Regions from separate parts of the Mus musculus genome. Here region 2 is linked to region 1. A link is a loop called in an ENCODE intact Hi-C map of the cell type or tissue named here. Cell type or tissue: left cerebral cortex. All regions are shown on one strand.

Region 1 (8,000 bases):
TTAAGGATCTCTAAATGCCAGGGATCTAAGACAGTCCAAGATAGCAGTTCTATTAACCTGTGCTTCATGCCCTTCCCACTTTTACCTCACCTCGTTTCATTTCCATGCCCCTCTGAAACTGGAAACACCTTGCTCTTGCCATGGGCTCATACACATTCCATGCTACTTTATCAAAAGGGCCATGTCTGCTCAATCGTACATATACAATAAAAATTTTTTGCCATCTTTTTATAATTTAAATTATCTTTCATTACTCAACTCTGAATTTGTTCTACTTCAGACGTATGGCTACCAGATAGTTCTACCCACATTCAAAATGGGTCTTCTCCCTCAGGCTATGATCCCACATATCGACCATGTTTGGAAACCTCTTCATAGACAAAACCCAAAATGTATTTCACTGGTCTCTCAAGCAAATCACAAGGTCAATCCAGATTTACCATCACAATAAATAAATAAATAAATAAATAAATAAATAAATAAATAAATATGGCAGATAATTAATATCTAGGGAATTGGGAGGCAGAGAAAACACAGGATCCAAAACAGACTTGCTGGATGAGGATAGCTTAGTATACTGAAGGGAGAATTTAGGAATCAGAGTGAAGAGTCATAGGTAAGCCACAGGAAAGTCTGAGTAGCAAGTGCACAAATCATAAGCCTGGAGCAGCACTTCACCAGATAGTGTTTAGACAGGCAAGAGTGAACAATTAGACCAGATGGGAAAAAAATCTGATGTGCTACGATGACCCAATGAGTAGCTATTATGTTACTGTTTTACTGATATTACTAAGAACTAGTGTCTCAGCTGCAGTGGATATATTTACTGAACAACTCTTGCCTCTAAGACTCAGAAAATGGTAGAAAAATAGAAAAATTGCCAGATTCAGAGGACCAGGATAACTGTTCTGCTTTCTCCAAGAAATGACAGCGAAACTTCACACATTATACACCACCAGTATAGGTGACAAAATAAGTCCTGAACAGAGATAACACCAGTAGACATACTAATGTGAAGGACGGAAAACTCATGGTGGATCCACCCCTAAACAAAGAATGACAAACAACTAAAATCGCTAAGAATGGGAGAAATGGTCTTCCCCATGGATGAGCAACAGTATCAAGTGGACAGCCCAAGAAATTATAAACATGTAAGCAACACTCAATGAAATGAGTGGTTTGTAGTTGTGTAGTTATGCATTTTATATATGTGCAACAGTAATAAAGAAGAAGAAGTCAGCAAGCAAGTAAACACAGGAGATGTTACTCAGGAAAGAAGGAAAGAGGCTAAGAGAATAATTATATTTTGATTAAAAAAGAAACTAAGATGGACAAATTACATGGATAAATTACATGTTATCACTTCAGGAAAAAGACATTAAATACACTTCAAATTATGTATATTTTTGTTTGCAGGAAAAAAATGGAGACAGAAAGTCAAGAAATACAAATGACTGACATGAAATGTCAACACTGAACACATCCTTTTTATCTTCATTTTGACATGTTCTAATGTTAATTTTGCATAGGCACCTGAAGGGGCCATCAGAACTTTGAGAAAAAGCTATCTCCAAAGAACAGAATTCCAGTGTAGTCAATATGTTCCAAATTACATATATAAACACATCAGATATAGTGTGTTGTATTTTAAATATTATGTTTAAAAGATAATTATATTAAACTTGCATATATTATAAGTATAACACTAAGTATAGATTATATGAATATTCATCACAGTAATATTAATAAATATCATAATATTGTAACATTATATCCCAAGTGTTATGAATGCATGCCATTCAAAATTGAGCATGATTTGTTTTTGCCATTTTTAATCCAGCAGCAGCATTTCTTAAGTAATGAAAGCAGTAAGCGGTTCAGGGTATGTACTCAGTCCTCATTGGAGAATTCTTTAATTAAGTTTTTAAAATTAAATATTGAAAAACTTAAATATTTTAAAGTATTATAGATCACATTAATATTCCCACTTGAAAATAAGTACAAGAAATGTAGCTTTAGAAGTATAACCTTAATTCATTACCTTGATTTTAAAAAATAGAGTTACCTTATATTTTAAAAGTCTATTCACTCTACAACTCATTTTCATGGAAGAAAATACTCAGAGAAAGACATACAAGATTCACACGGAGTCATGTACACATATACAAACATGCACGCGCGCGCGCGCACACACACACACACACACACACACACACTCGAATGCACACATGCACACACTTGAAATTGTTTCAACTGTCCCACAGAAATCATTCAAAAGCAAACCTAAATGATCAGACCAGCTCCTTACGCATCTCACCAGTCAATTTAGAGAGAGAAGGCAGTCTTCAGAGTGAAGTAAGTGGACAGATTGAAGAACGAGGAGGGGGGGTAATGTTTTCTGGAAGTAGCTCTGAGAAATCTTGTTCACAGCCTGGAACTGCATAAATTTTCTCTGCATATGTTATTGCTACCTTGGGGGCCATGATAGCATATGCATTTTGGGTTTTTCAAAAAATAGATATATGTACACGAATATGTGTGTTTAATGCATAAATATTATGATGACTTTCCTTTTGTGGTTCTCTGTAGTCCCTTCAGACGTTACTGTGGTATATACATTAAATAAACAGCAATATTTGAGAGTGCCGGTACTTTTTGAGAAAGCACAAAACAGCAAGGTTGGAAGGGGGTAAGTATTATTGGCAAATTTAGAATATTTCAGTAGTTTAAAAAAAAAAAACTTATTACACCAAATAAACTCGACAAGGCAATAAAGACACTTAGACACAACACTGGCTCCAAAAGAAAAATCCCTATGAATATATAAATGGAATGCAGAATCCTGGAGAAGACAACCACACTTATATAACAGTACAGCAGCTCAAAAAACTAAAAAAGCAAGCTAACTTACTATTCCGGCATATAACATATTCTTTAAAAAGAAAATACTTCTGACCAGGTGACGTTAATAAAACAGATAACACGGCACCCTGAGTACCCGTGGGCTGTTTCTGTGAAATGGCACTATTGCCAATGTCGGTTACGTTCTTAACACACTTTGTTTTTCAGAAAAGATACATGTTTGGTAGTTTCTGCCTTTGCTGTACTTTCTGTGCACGATAAAGTGGTCCGGGGAAGGCAGGTGAATGTAAGATGTTTGGTTTCTTAGGAAGCTCCCTGAAACAGAGACTAACAAATCTAATATGAATCCCCAGAAAGTCAGTTACTTCTAAGCTTCGGTACTCTGAAATACATAAAATGAATGCATGATCAATGAAATGAAATATGACAAAGTGTTTCGTATTGATGTTCTCTTCCTTCAAAAATGTATTCTTGGTTAACGTCCCCAGTCGGTTTTTCCATACGTTTTCTTATTCACAATGTATAGATTTCCTAGTTCTGATTTCAAGTTCAGGAGAGCCGAGGGAGAAGTGGGAGAGTCCTCCAAGGCAGGGCTGCTCCTCGCCTCTCGCATGAGAAAACTGTTAGGCGCATTAAAGTATTCCTGACGACGCTGCATTCCTTTGTTCAGAGTGAGTTTTGGGAACACATCCTTTTCTCATTATATTTCCATAAAATATATTTGATCTATTCTATTCTTAGAATACCTCTGATGTGGTCTGTGAGTGGAGCACAGTATAAAAATATTTCTTTTTTTATATGAGACAAAATGTTTCCATTTCTTAGACACATAAAAAAAACCCACCATGTAGAGCTCTAAGAAAGTAAAAAACGTGTCTGTCCGTTTTGGTGAGGCTCAGGAGAGACCTCAAGGATCCCTCCCCCTCCATTGTAGTTCTGAACCTCACCCAAGACACAGAGGCCTCTGCAGAACAAAAGGAGAACAGGCAGCTAAGTAGAGGCCTGGAAGACTGGGAAAGATTCTGGGTCCTGGAGCTAGAAAATCCCATTTATATTTAGAAGAAACGAAAGGAATTACCCTTCTTCCTCTAAGACAAAAATGAGTTTCTACTAAATTTATATTGGGAACTAAAGCATGGTCAAATATTTTAATAGTTTAATGTGAGTGGTTAATTTTCCAACTAGTGGCAAATAGTTGGGATGTTTGCTTAGTTAATTCAATTTAAAAGCCACTTGGAGCCAAACCTGAGCTTCCCACAGTTTTTCCCACACATGCCCAGAAGACAGCTAGGTCTTATGTCTACAGCAGCAGCCTTGCTGGGTGACTCTCCCAGACCTCTTTGAGGACACGTGTCTTTGGCATCTCTTATGAGAAAAAAAAATACCTAAATCTTGTTTGTCAAGTTAAAAATGAAACTGAAATTTTATCTCAAAGATTGTCCTTCACAAATTCAAAAAACAAAAAGAATAAAATAAAATAAGGTAAAAAATTTAAAAATAGCATTGAAAAAATCTAGTAAACATGGCTGCAAACTCCAATTTTAATTGCGGATGTAAGTCTTGTAATGGCAAAATTTTGGTCTATCTTGTTCAGCATACCATATATACACCATAACTAGAACATAATACTTAGTACATATTTACAAAAGTATGAATAAATGAATGAGCTAGGGAGATGGACCTCTTCCTGGTTCCTGTCAGTGAGCAATAATAAATACACGAAGTTGGACCAGTGACGTGGTTCAGCAGGCAGAGTGAGGACCAATCCTTGCAACATGTCCTCTGACTTCCATGTGAATTCTATGACATACACACACATACACACATGCACACACGCACACAAATAAATAAATAAATAAATAGCCAAGTGTAATAAAAAAAAAAAAAAAGGAGAACTACATCAACCACAGCGAGCGTCTCCTTCCTAACTGAAAGCCTGACTGGTTATCCAGAAAACCCTGATGCTTTACCCAAGAGATGCCACCTACCCTTTTGAGAAGTAGGTTTTCCTTGAATTAGATCTCTAAGGATCTCTACAGAGTGCCAAGATGCTTTTCATGTGGCATAGATAGTATGGTGTTTTAAAAAAAGAAAAAAGAAAAAAAAAACCTAAACATCTCTGGTAAGAATTGAAAGATGAGATAGCACTCTAACCGTGAGCACTAACAAAGTGCCTACAGTCTCATGGCTCTGACCCCTCCAGCACTCCTACCACTGTCACTAGACTAAGGCACTCTGATGCAGGCAGAGTGAGGACCAATCCTTGCAACATGTCCTCTGACTTCCATGTGAATTCTATGACATACACACACATACACACATGCACACACGCACACAAATAAATAAATAAATAAATAGCCAAGTGTAATAAAAAAAAAAAAAAAGGAGAACTACATCAACCACAGCGAGCGTCTCCTTCCTAACTGAAAGCCTGACTGGTTATCCAGAAAACCCTGCCATAATGCCATCTAGGTAAAGTCACGCAACGAAACAACAGGGATTATGAGAGAAGTGATGTTGGAATATAACACTCAAAACCAAATGTATTAAATATTAAAAATTTACACAATGTACTCAAATGCATAAAATTATTTTCTACTTTGTCAGACTGTTTGGTTCGTAATACCTTTATATGATGTAGCTATTATGGAAATGCATTACATCATAGGCAACACTGAAAATTTTTGAGTCATTAAATCTATCCAAGAGGAAGGGCAACCCAGATTTACACATAATAAATTGTTAAGAAATGCACAATTAGAGTAATACCATTTTACCTTGAAGAGGACTTGAAGTGGATGTAAGCACCAGAAGGGTTAGAGCCCATGCCTTCCTGTGTAGACGTAGATGAGAGGCTACATGAAATTAAATAGGGATCTGTGATACCAGATGTGGGTGCAAGCAACTCGGAACACATGTGGCGAAAGAGGTAGTGGAGAGGTTAGAAATGCATGCATGTGTGTCTTGTGCAGTCCTATGTAGCATGGTTTTAATGTTTACAGTTTTCAGTGTTCAGCTTACAATTCCTACAATTAAAGTCATGCAGAATTTCTACAATGCAATTTTTTCTTAATATGTCGTTCACATTGAAATAATTCATATTTCATATTTTCAAGTGAGAGTTAGAACAAAATTTCCTATACCATCCCCGGGTAGCATGAAAGATGCTCGGTTTTAAATTTCAGCCTGATCCATACAGCATTGCAGTTTTTTTTTTTAAAGGCTCATAAAATAAATGTGACTCTTAATCATAGCTGAGATCCATTTGCTAGATTTTGGATTTTTTAAAAGCACTAAGTTGGGGGAAGTAATGAACCACTACTTGATAGTAATCTAAAGACTGTTTCATGAAATAGAACCCATACCCAACACTGCCCAGTTGGCAAAGAACCTGAGACTAGATTGGCCATGGACCTAGGGGAAACCAAATGCTACTGTTCGGCTAACAGGATGTAGCAATTAAACAACTCCAAAAGACATTCTGCTGTAGACACTGCTATAACAGGGTCTTGTTCAACAATTATCATAGCAATTTTCTTCTGCATTAGATGGGGAAAGTACAGAGACACACAACTGGACAATGTGCAGAAAGTGAAAGACCTTGGAACACTCATCCCTAAATGGGATGCTTCCATCAAATCCCTCCCCTCAGGACTCAGAGAACCCTGAGGAAAAAGAATCGGAAGGACTGTAAGACCCAATGAGGATGGAAGATACCAAGGAAAGAAGCCTTCTAGATACAACAGGGCTGAAGCACATGGACTCATAGTGACTGTAGCAGCAGGCACAGAACCTGGACAGACCTAAGCTAGATGGGATCCCAACACTGAAACTGGAAGTAGGCACAAGCCCCACCCTCACCTAAAAGCTATTGCCAGGTGATAACCTTTCCCAAAGGAACATTAGTTTTCTCCAATGGGCCCTAAGCGGGTATACAAACCACACTTAAGGACAGGCCCCCATCCTCAGCAGTAGGTGGCCAATTTCAAACAAACTCTGGTATTTTGGGAGGCTTTTGGTTTCAAAATACATTTTCTGGGCTCTTTTGCTTACAAATCATATATATATATATATATATATATATATATATATATATATATATATATATATATCTTATGGGTTTTCTGCTTGTGTGAATGTATGTCTAGCATCTGTACTTGTTTCTTGTGGTTTTTCTTTGGGTTGATTTTTCTGTTTGTTTGTATGTTTTCTATTATTCTGTTTTACTTGTTGTTATTTTTATCTTATTTTATTTTCTTCATACTACTATTTTTAGATGTCTTTCTTCTAATTAAGGAAAAAGAGAAAGGGTGTATATGTGGGTGGGTAGGGAAGTAGGAGGGACATGAAGGAGCTGGGGAAAGAGAAACGGTAATCAGAATACATTGTATGAAAAAATGATTTTGATTATGAGGGCATTAAATGCTACAAAGCAAGGATAAAGTGTAAAATAACATATAGCCAAAATCCCATAGGTAACTGTGGTTCTAAAGGGGGTGTGCACCTATAGACCAAAAATTACCTTACACATGTGTACTTGTGAATTATACATCATCTACACAACTAGGAAACCATTAAAATAGATAACCTTACATTACTATGAGTTTACATAATCTTAATTTTGAATTCCTATGAAAAATAAATGGGTAAACCAATATTGCCTTTCTTTGCCTGCTATAAGTTAGAGTTAACTGTCATACCTTTTTTAAAAAATCAGTTTTTTTTTTGTTTTCTATTTCTCTTCCTTACTTGCTCTAGAGAAAAAACAAGAATGACCGTAAATACTAATAAAATCAATTTATACAAGCATTTGTCAACAGGTTGATAATCTATCAGTGGAAGAAGGGTCAACTGATAACATGTGAAGTCTGCAAAACTAAGTGTGTTTTCTATTTCTTTGTATTTAGATTTTTCTACCTATAAATGACATTAAGTCTTTCAGGATTAGAGAAAAGACTGTGCATTGTTACCCTGAGCTTAGAAAATTCTCTTCAGCTGGCATTCAGGCTCTGCTTTCATGTCCACAGTGGTGTGATCAGCCTGCGATCATAACTGATGAATCCTGAAAAAGGAAGAGGGTTGGGAGGCGGGACTACCAGAGCAAAGAGACCTCAGGAGGCAGTGAACAGGTACAAACA
Region 2 (8,000 bases), 240 kb after region 1:
TCAGGTACATGTCACCACCCTTGGTTTAAGATTACAACTTCTTCTCTATTCGTGTCTGATATTATAGACTTTTCTATTTTAAATCTTCTCCTTTCCTATAAACTGTGACTATCTAAGTAGTTTATATTTCCTTCTAGGTTGCTGTATCTTATATAGTATTAGTCAAGGAAACCCAGATGCTAGAACTAAAAGACTAAAGTCTTAATGAATGAGGGTCTGTGGGGGTTGGTTTTGCTTTGTTTTGTGGGGTGGTATAGTTTAAGACAGAATTTTACAATATAGCCCAGACTATGCTATAACTCACTATATAGCACAGACTGGACTCAAGCTCACATCTATCTTTTTACCAGAGCCTCCTGAGCCAGCGTTTATAGCATTATATCATAAATAGCCTAACATCTATAGCTTTTGCCAGTGGATGATAGGCAGAGTTTATTACACACATATATGTATCCTTGCTGCTTCTTTCATCATGATAACTTAAATATATCTACTTTACATGCATAGTACAAAACACAAAGTAAAGAACCCGGTCATGGAATAATATATTTAAGATACATTTAAAGTCAAGCTCAGGCTAGAGGGGTTGCTCAGTGGTTACCTCATAGGGACATCACCATTACAGTGCCTGAGTGAAACCCTTCTTAGCTAGCACAGGGATGTGCCCTGCAAGTTTCGTCATAAAGAATCTTTATTTCAAACAGACATAATTTTTTACTTTGCAAAGTAAATGTTACTGACCTAGGAAATATATCTCTCATCATCCCTGCCTTACTTTTTTGATGCTGAGATTAAAATACCCTGATAAAAGCAACTTAAGGGAGAAGGGCTTTACTCTGGTTCATCATTCAGAATGATACACTTTCTTGAGACATCGCAACTGCATCCACAGTCAAAAAGCAGAAAGTGACAAAGGCCTGGGTTCAGCTCCTTTATATACAAAGGAGAAGTCCTTTGTATACAGTCTAGGGCCTTAGCCCAGGGAAGGGTACCATTCACAATGAGTTCTTCCTACCTCAATTAGTCTAATTAAGGCAGTTTTCCACAGGCACACCCCACTGGCTAACCCAACCTAGAAAATCCTTCACAGCTGTGCCAGGAGACTTGCCCTACCCCCAGATGATACTGTGGCAACACTAGCCATACAGTTTCCAATAGAAAAAAGAAGTGACTGGAAGATGACTGGTTATTAAGGCTCAGACTTAAGATTTCCCGTTACATTTTCCAATCATTTCTATGCCACATCATAGAGCCTTCAGAATGCAAAGGAGTGTATGGATAAGAAATATATAAAGTAATATCATGCAAGTCTTCTCACATAGTGGCACTCCATGAGTGAGGGCCCTGTCGGGATTATAACATTGAGAAATTGCTTTTAACAAAAGAATCAAGTAAGCTGCTATCTAAATCCTTGATACACACAAGTCTTTGAATTAGCAAGATGCCCCCAAGGTAACTTGTTATTTACATTTTAACAAGATGCCCAGATGACTCTTATGGTCAGTAAAGTTTTGAAAAACACTAAACTAAGAAAAAGACAAGAAAGGGAAGAAGGGAGAAGGAGGAAGAAGAGGAGGAGGAAGAGAAAGAGAAAAAGAGGGGTGTTCTACACTTCTTGCAATGTTTTTAGGAGGCTATATGCTTTCTAAAAATTTGCCACACAATAAGTTCACAGGGGCATGTGTTAAGACAAGCCTACATTGTCTAATACATTGGGATGCTTACAGTGACATTTGTGACTAGACATAGCTGGCCTTTCTGACACTACCCAGTAGACATGTCATGGCTCTTCAGAAGCCGTGATGACCTTGGCCTATGACACACTCTCTTTATAACCTTCTATTTTTTGATAAAGAAGCAACTGAAGGAAAAACCAGGCAGGATGTTCCTTCTGGAATGAGTGGGAAGAGCTCCTTTGTGAAATTTAGCACTCTACAGAGCCCAGACAAATTTCCCACTTTATCTTCTCTGTCCTCACCATGTTGTTTTACCTCAAATTTGCTTAGATTACAAAGAAAAGCTAATTTGTATATTTTCTTTGCTTTATTAGACATGTCATAAAAACAGACAGGAGCATTCTTCTCTGTTATTCTTGGTAATGGTCCAAGGTTTAATAATCTCACAATAAAATAAAAATGAACTTTGGATCGAATGAGGGGAAAAGAGACCATATTTCAAGTCATATCTGTTTTAAAACCTGACTTCTGAAATTTTAATAAGCTATCCCCTTTCAGGAATCAATGAAGTGAGCTGCCTATGTGTGTGTCTGTGTTCATTTTGAGCAAGGTGTGTTGTATTCCTGTGATAGGAAAGAATTCTAACTAAATTACAAAGCTAAGTCTCTTGAACACGAACCTGTCCCAAAGTGTCTCTTATTTGACTCAGTCATATATTAAGTCATTAAAAACAATTAACAGATTAATAACCCTATTCTTTGAGGATTTTAACAATTTATTAAATACTACTAATAATAATTACTAATAGAAAATTGTACCTCATTACTTAGAATATAAATATTAAAAGTTTCTCCCTTATAAGAATTGATACTTTTAGTTCTGATTAAAATCTTTTTTTTAACCATTTGCTTCTGCAGTTCATTTTCGGACACCTGAGATGATTGTTAAATGACAAATGGTAGACTCGATGATTTCTTCAGTTCTACATAAAATAATGCTCAAAAACATTTGCTTGCTGTTTTTCTTTCTTTGAAACTGGCCTCCCATACTCTGTCCCACTGTTTCTGTCTTTGGAGCGCTTTGATTACAGATGTATATTAAACCATGTATGTCTGGCTGATTTATAAACATTTGATCTGTTCTATAAAGTAACCATGAGCTATATGTAGCTTGAATATCAATTCTTTCCTGTTTTGCAGTTATCTCCAAGTTAAGAGAATATTCTTCATGTCACAGTCATTTCTGGATGATGCAGAAAACTTCCACTGTGATTTCTATTCTTTTTACACCCTACATTTCACATTAAACTCTGAACATCAACAACAATTGCTGCTGACATCTTTGTGTCAATGAGCTTCTGAAATTGTATGCCAAGCTCTGAAAACTTCACCCAAGGTACCATCAAATTAAGCAAACCTAGTTTTCCTATGTTTACTAACTGAAGCACATACTCTCAGAACTTCAAAGTGAATGCCTGGCTGGGTAGTCATAGCCAGTTTTCACTATTTATCATTTTAATGGCTTTCTTTTAATCCCAATGAAATGTCTGCCTCTTAACTTTCTGTGAGTATCCTTTACCTGGAACAGTGGAGGAAAAATGGTAACACTTGTTAAAAATTCATTTCTTACTTTTTCTGTAGTGCAGTATATCTAAAGAAGTAAAGCTTATTGAATCAAGTTCAACGACATAATAAATTTTTCCTTTCTGAAAATGCCATGGCTTAATTTACTAGTGCACTTTAAGCTTTTGCCTTTAGCATTGGATGGGTCATTAGCCTATATGTAATCCAGCAACTCAAACTCCTCAGAGTCTAAACTCAATCAGCAAAGACCAAATCTGTAGTTTCTGAAATATGACTGGTAGGTCAAGTGTCCTCAAAAAGAGTGCCTGGGGCATCCCAGATGCAGAACAGGGCATGGCAAGGAACAAATGAGGCCAGAATTTGATGCCAGCACTCATTAAAGACTTCATTCATTGTAACTCACTAAACAACTATTCTTCAAGTGATCCGAATGCTACTTGTTTGATGTCTGCTGACTGTAAGTCCTGCATTGAAATCAGTAGATAGGTGCCAACTAGTTTTGTAGGCATGGAAAGTTGAGCATTCTAATCACGTCTTTGCCCCCAAGATGCAAATATAGATAGACAGACAAAGAGTCAAACAGACAGATAAATTCAAGCTTTGGAATCACTCTCAATTGTCGATAACTACTATTTATCAACCCTACATGTAAAATAAGCTCTTTTTCCCTAGTAGATAAAAGTAGTCTGCTTTCTTTGAGTGTTTCTTCTATGGCTGAAAATAGAAATAATACTACTACTAACTAGTTTTTCTAAAAGTCATATCAGCTTTAAGAAAAAAAATATTTCTCCACATCTTTAGTGACTGAACTAGCCTATCAGTCCAGTTTGCTTACATCTTCTTTAGTCTACATGCATCCATTCAAGTGAGGCTATACACTGGAGACAGATGAAGTTTGTCTCAAGGACTGAACACTGTCAAGCTAGTGAGTAACAATATACCCTCACCTACATCACCAACAAAATCATTATAACTACCATCGCAGGACACACCAATGTTACCATCAACTACCAGCTATAGTATTATCATCACCACCCTGGGATATGTCTTTGTTCTATATCATTTTTATTAATTAACAGAATTCACAAGAAAAGACAGTAGTTAAACCTCCTATCTGACATTATGCTTGGAAAAGTAGCAAGTGCAAATCCTCCACCTTCTACTGACCCTCTAAATTGGGATTCCTCAGTGTTCTATTAATTTTTTTTTCCTCTCACATCATTATGGTGTCATCCTCCTAAAGGAACTTGAAGAAGAAGAAAAAAAAAACACCACCAAACCCAATAGTTGAATTGGATCACTTTCTTTAGAAACTTAAAAGGCAGAATCTAAAATTGCTGGTTGGCCATGGTCCCTAGGAGCAGATGGGAGAACAGCAAGGGCCATGGTAGTACGAACAGATATACACAATTCACATTCTTTAAAGACAGTGACCAGGAGAGCATGAGAAAGGAGGAGAGGGCAAATCAGGGAGCCTGAAAGAGAAGTGAGTAGAGCTTGAAGCACGAGGGCAGAGGAAGCAAGCAAGGACAGGCAAAAGGAGAAGAGAAATTGGAGAGTGGGTGGCAGGGAGAACAAGCGAGAAAGAAGAGCACTAAACTGCAGCACATATGCCTAAACCCATGAAATTAACATATTGAAAATATCCAGTGCTTCCTTAAAGAGAAAACAGTGGTTGGATCAAGTCGCTGGTCCTCATAGATGAGGAAGCCAAGTGACACATTGTGGTAGGCAGCCTCTAAAAAGGCTCCTGCCACACTGTCCATGTATAATCCACTCGTTGAACGTGGGCATGGGCCAGGTCTAGTGACTCATTTCTAACTGAGAAAATACAGCAAAAAAAAAAAAAATTGATGGGGTGTCATTTCCAAGATTCAGTTACGAAAATGCTCTGCCTTCTCTGAGGCCCATCCTTTCTTGCTTTCTGTCACTTGCTCACTCTAAGGAATGCCAGCTGCCATCTTGTGAACTACACCATGAAAAGTGCTACATGACAAGGAACTGAGGGATGTCACTGGCCACTAGCCAGGGAGGAAATGGAGCCCGCCAGGCTGCCCTGCAAGAACACCCAAGAAGCTGAGCCCTGAACCACCTTGGCGGAGGTAAAAGCCAGTCCTCACTCTGCTGAGCTTGCAAAGGAGACTGACTGCAGCTGTGGATAACACTTTTGCTTCGACCTTGTGCAAGTCCCTAAAATAGAAGCACCTCCACCACCACTCAGTCCTTAGCCACACAAACTCTGGGACAATAACGATTTGTCAGTTCTAACTGCTAGATTCCAGAATAATTTCCTTACACAATAGGGCATGATTAATGTGTATATTTAATATAAAAACAACTTTGACTGAAGTTAACTCCAGATTAGTAGATGAATTTCCAATGTAATGCTAAACAGGATTGAATCTGAAGAGCAACCTATGAAAAAGGTGTAGATGTATCTCCAATTAGTTGTAAAGTTGACCTTTTATTTTGCATAGAGACCTAGGTTTGAACAACACTTTGGGACCAGGTCTCTGCTCACAGAAAACAAGTGGTTTAATACATCTAAAACAGTCTTTGGTGGTGGAAAATAACAGTCTTTATATGTAGAAGATGGAGCTTATAATTATCCTTGTTTGTCTGAACTGTCCTGAGATTAGCTTTGATCATGTGACAGAAACTACTTTGGTCAATGTAAAAAAAAAATCCCAAGATAAGTACTACAGACAAGCAGATCTCATTCACTGGAATTTCTCCAGGCCAGTAGCATTTTATACATTTGCAACTCCTTAAAAACTACTTCCTCTTTTTACGAGACACCAAGAGCACACACACAAATTAATTTTTGCCATTGTTATTTTTTAGGGTTTTCCCCCCCTAACTCAAGTGCATTCTTCTATTGATGCCCACCTCAAAACTGACCATTTAGTGTATATTGAAGATGTGGTCAAATAATTCTAAGATTATCCTGTTCATTATTTTAAAGGTATATATCTTGGCGAGCTTCCCAGAAACTGACCCAGAGATAAGAATTCTTGTTGGGATGATCTATGAAGAGACTGTTCTCAAAAGACGAGGGGGCCAGGAAGGGAAGAAAACTGAACGAGAGCAGGCTAGAGTCCACCCTTAAGCCCTAGACCACAAAATCATGCCCCATATTAAGTGTACTTCAGGCAAAGTCACTGGCCTTCTGTACCTGTCAGCCATTGGCTGACTTCTAAATGTGTCCTACCAAACCAAGCCAGCCACTGGAGTTAAATCTGAATACCAGTCCCTAAGGGGCCTAGGCGACACCTACTAAAGGGTGTGTACTTTGCGCTCCCCCCCCCTTTCCTCTCTTTGGTATATTATAATTATTTTTGCAAATGCATCTTGATATGCTAAGCATTCTTAGTACTCGGTGGCTTATACACCAGCTGTGTTAAATGAGACAGTAGAAAGAGCGGCTGTGTGGAAAAAAAGTAAACTGTCTCCAGTCAGGGTTTCGAAACTGAATTTAAATCGGATCAAAGAGAACAGGAACGGTGAAGGAGTTGTTCTTAAATACAATCGTTAATAAACGTGTGAAACCGGTCCCTGAGCAAGGCTGAGATGTAGAAGCCACTCAGAAACCACGGTTCCTTAAAAAGACCCCGAGAAGACAGAGGGGCGAGCCAGGGAGGAGCTCGGGGAACTGGGAAGATTCTTGAGAGAAGCAAAGCCAAAGAAGCTAAATCATGGCCAAGTGCACGGGAGGAAGGAAGGCAGAGATACTCATCGCCTGAGAGGAACAATGAAGGCAGGAATATGTGTAAACAGTTTATGCTAGGCGGGGTCCTCGAACCCAGTGCCCTGACAAAGCCTCGCCGTTTTCCCATCCTTCCAGCGTCTCAGTATCTCAGATCTGCCCCCCCCACCCCCAGCTCTTTTCCTTATAAATTATTTACATTTGAAAAGTTCCATCATGAAACAGAGATGGTAAAACATCTACCTGTTTGCCCTGTGGCTGTTACTAACACTTCAGCTTTTGCTCCCTGGAAGGGAAGACTGAGGTGGTCTTCGTCACAAGTGTGTTTTCACTTCCTTGGCCCCGGAGAAATTCTGAAGTTTCGTGGGAGAGCTCTGATGAGAACCTCAAGTCTGGGCTTGCTCGGGCAACACGGATCGCTCCCCCCTCCCCAACCCCACTCCCCACCCCCAGCACGACCCTGTGCTCATTGGCAGCCTTTGTCTGTGTCTCTGACATTAATTAATTTTGGCTTTTTTAGTATATCTGAAAAAAAAAAAAAAGACTGGAAGTTGTCATGTAAAACTTTACAGTGGCAATACTATTTTAAGCAGAATTCAGTCCCTTCCCGTCCCTCTCAAGTATAAGTTACCCACTTTCTAAAACTATTTCAAACTAGCCCATGTTTATGTGTGATAAAAGTGAAAAATGTAAACGTGGGTTTAAGGCAATTGCCCAGCTTGCTTTCTATAACAAAATATCTGTTGGTTTTTAAATGTATATTGAAACAGTATGTTGAATTCAGCTCTGACAGCATATAAAGATATGGGCTTTCCGAGATCCATAAGTATGAACTCATAAAGGCTAGACTAACTTAAGGACTAGTTAAGTAGTGGGTAATTCACAGAACAATATCTTCCGTCACTCAGTGAACACGGAGGGCAAACACAATTTATTCTTCTAAGACATCTTCCTCTCCATTTTTCATATTCTTTGGAGGTGAAAAGTATTTAGAAAAGACCTAAATACATTTTTTTGTTATTATTGAACTATCAA

What was found. A loop is a pair of places that touch in the nucleus more often than their neighbours do. Peaks named below come from ENCODE experiments on the same cell type or tissue, not always from the same donor. Only the 100,000 strongest peaks of a DNase experiment are listed, where the experiment ranks them.
Region 2: a loop joins it to region 1, with 17 times the contacts of the local background. A loop is called at or near these places in 2 of 42 quality-filtered maps.

What each region holds. Positions count from the first base shown.
Region 1 is chr2:45,481,140-45,489,139 of GRCm38, reverse strand. No RefSeq gene overlaps it. Among named protein-coding and RNA genes, the nearest start is that of Gm30728, 51 kb to the right of the region's middle. In left cerebral cortex, no CTCF peak of the experiment used is centred here; DNase peaks (open chromatin) are centred at 2,984, 3,436, 3,871, 4,089 and 1 more place; H3K4me3 peaks cover 1,362 bases; H3K27ac peaks cover 1,883 bases.
Region 2 is chr2:45,243,666-45,251,665 of GRCm38, reverse strand. It overlaps Vis1. Among named protein-coding and RNA genes, the nearest start is that of Gm28643, 120 kb to the right of the region's middle. In left cerebral cortex, no CTCF peak of the experiment used is centred here; DNase peaks (open chromatin) are centred at 1,850, 3,706, 4,986 and 6,800; H3K27ac peaks cover 1,367 bases.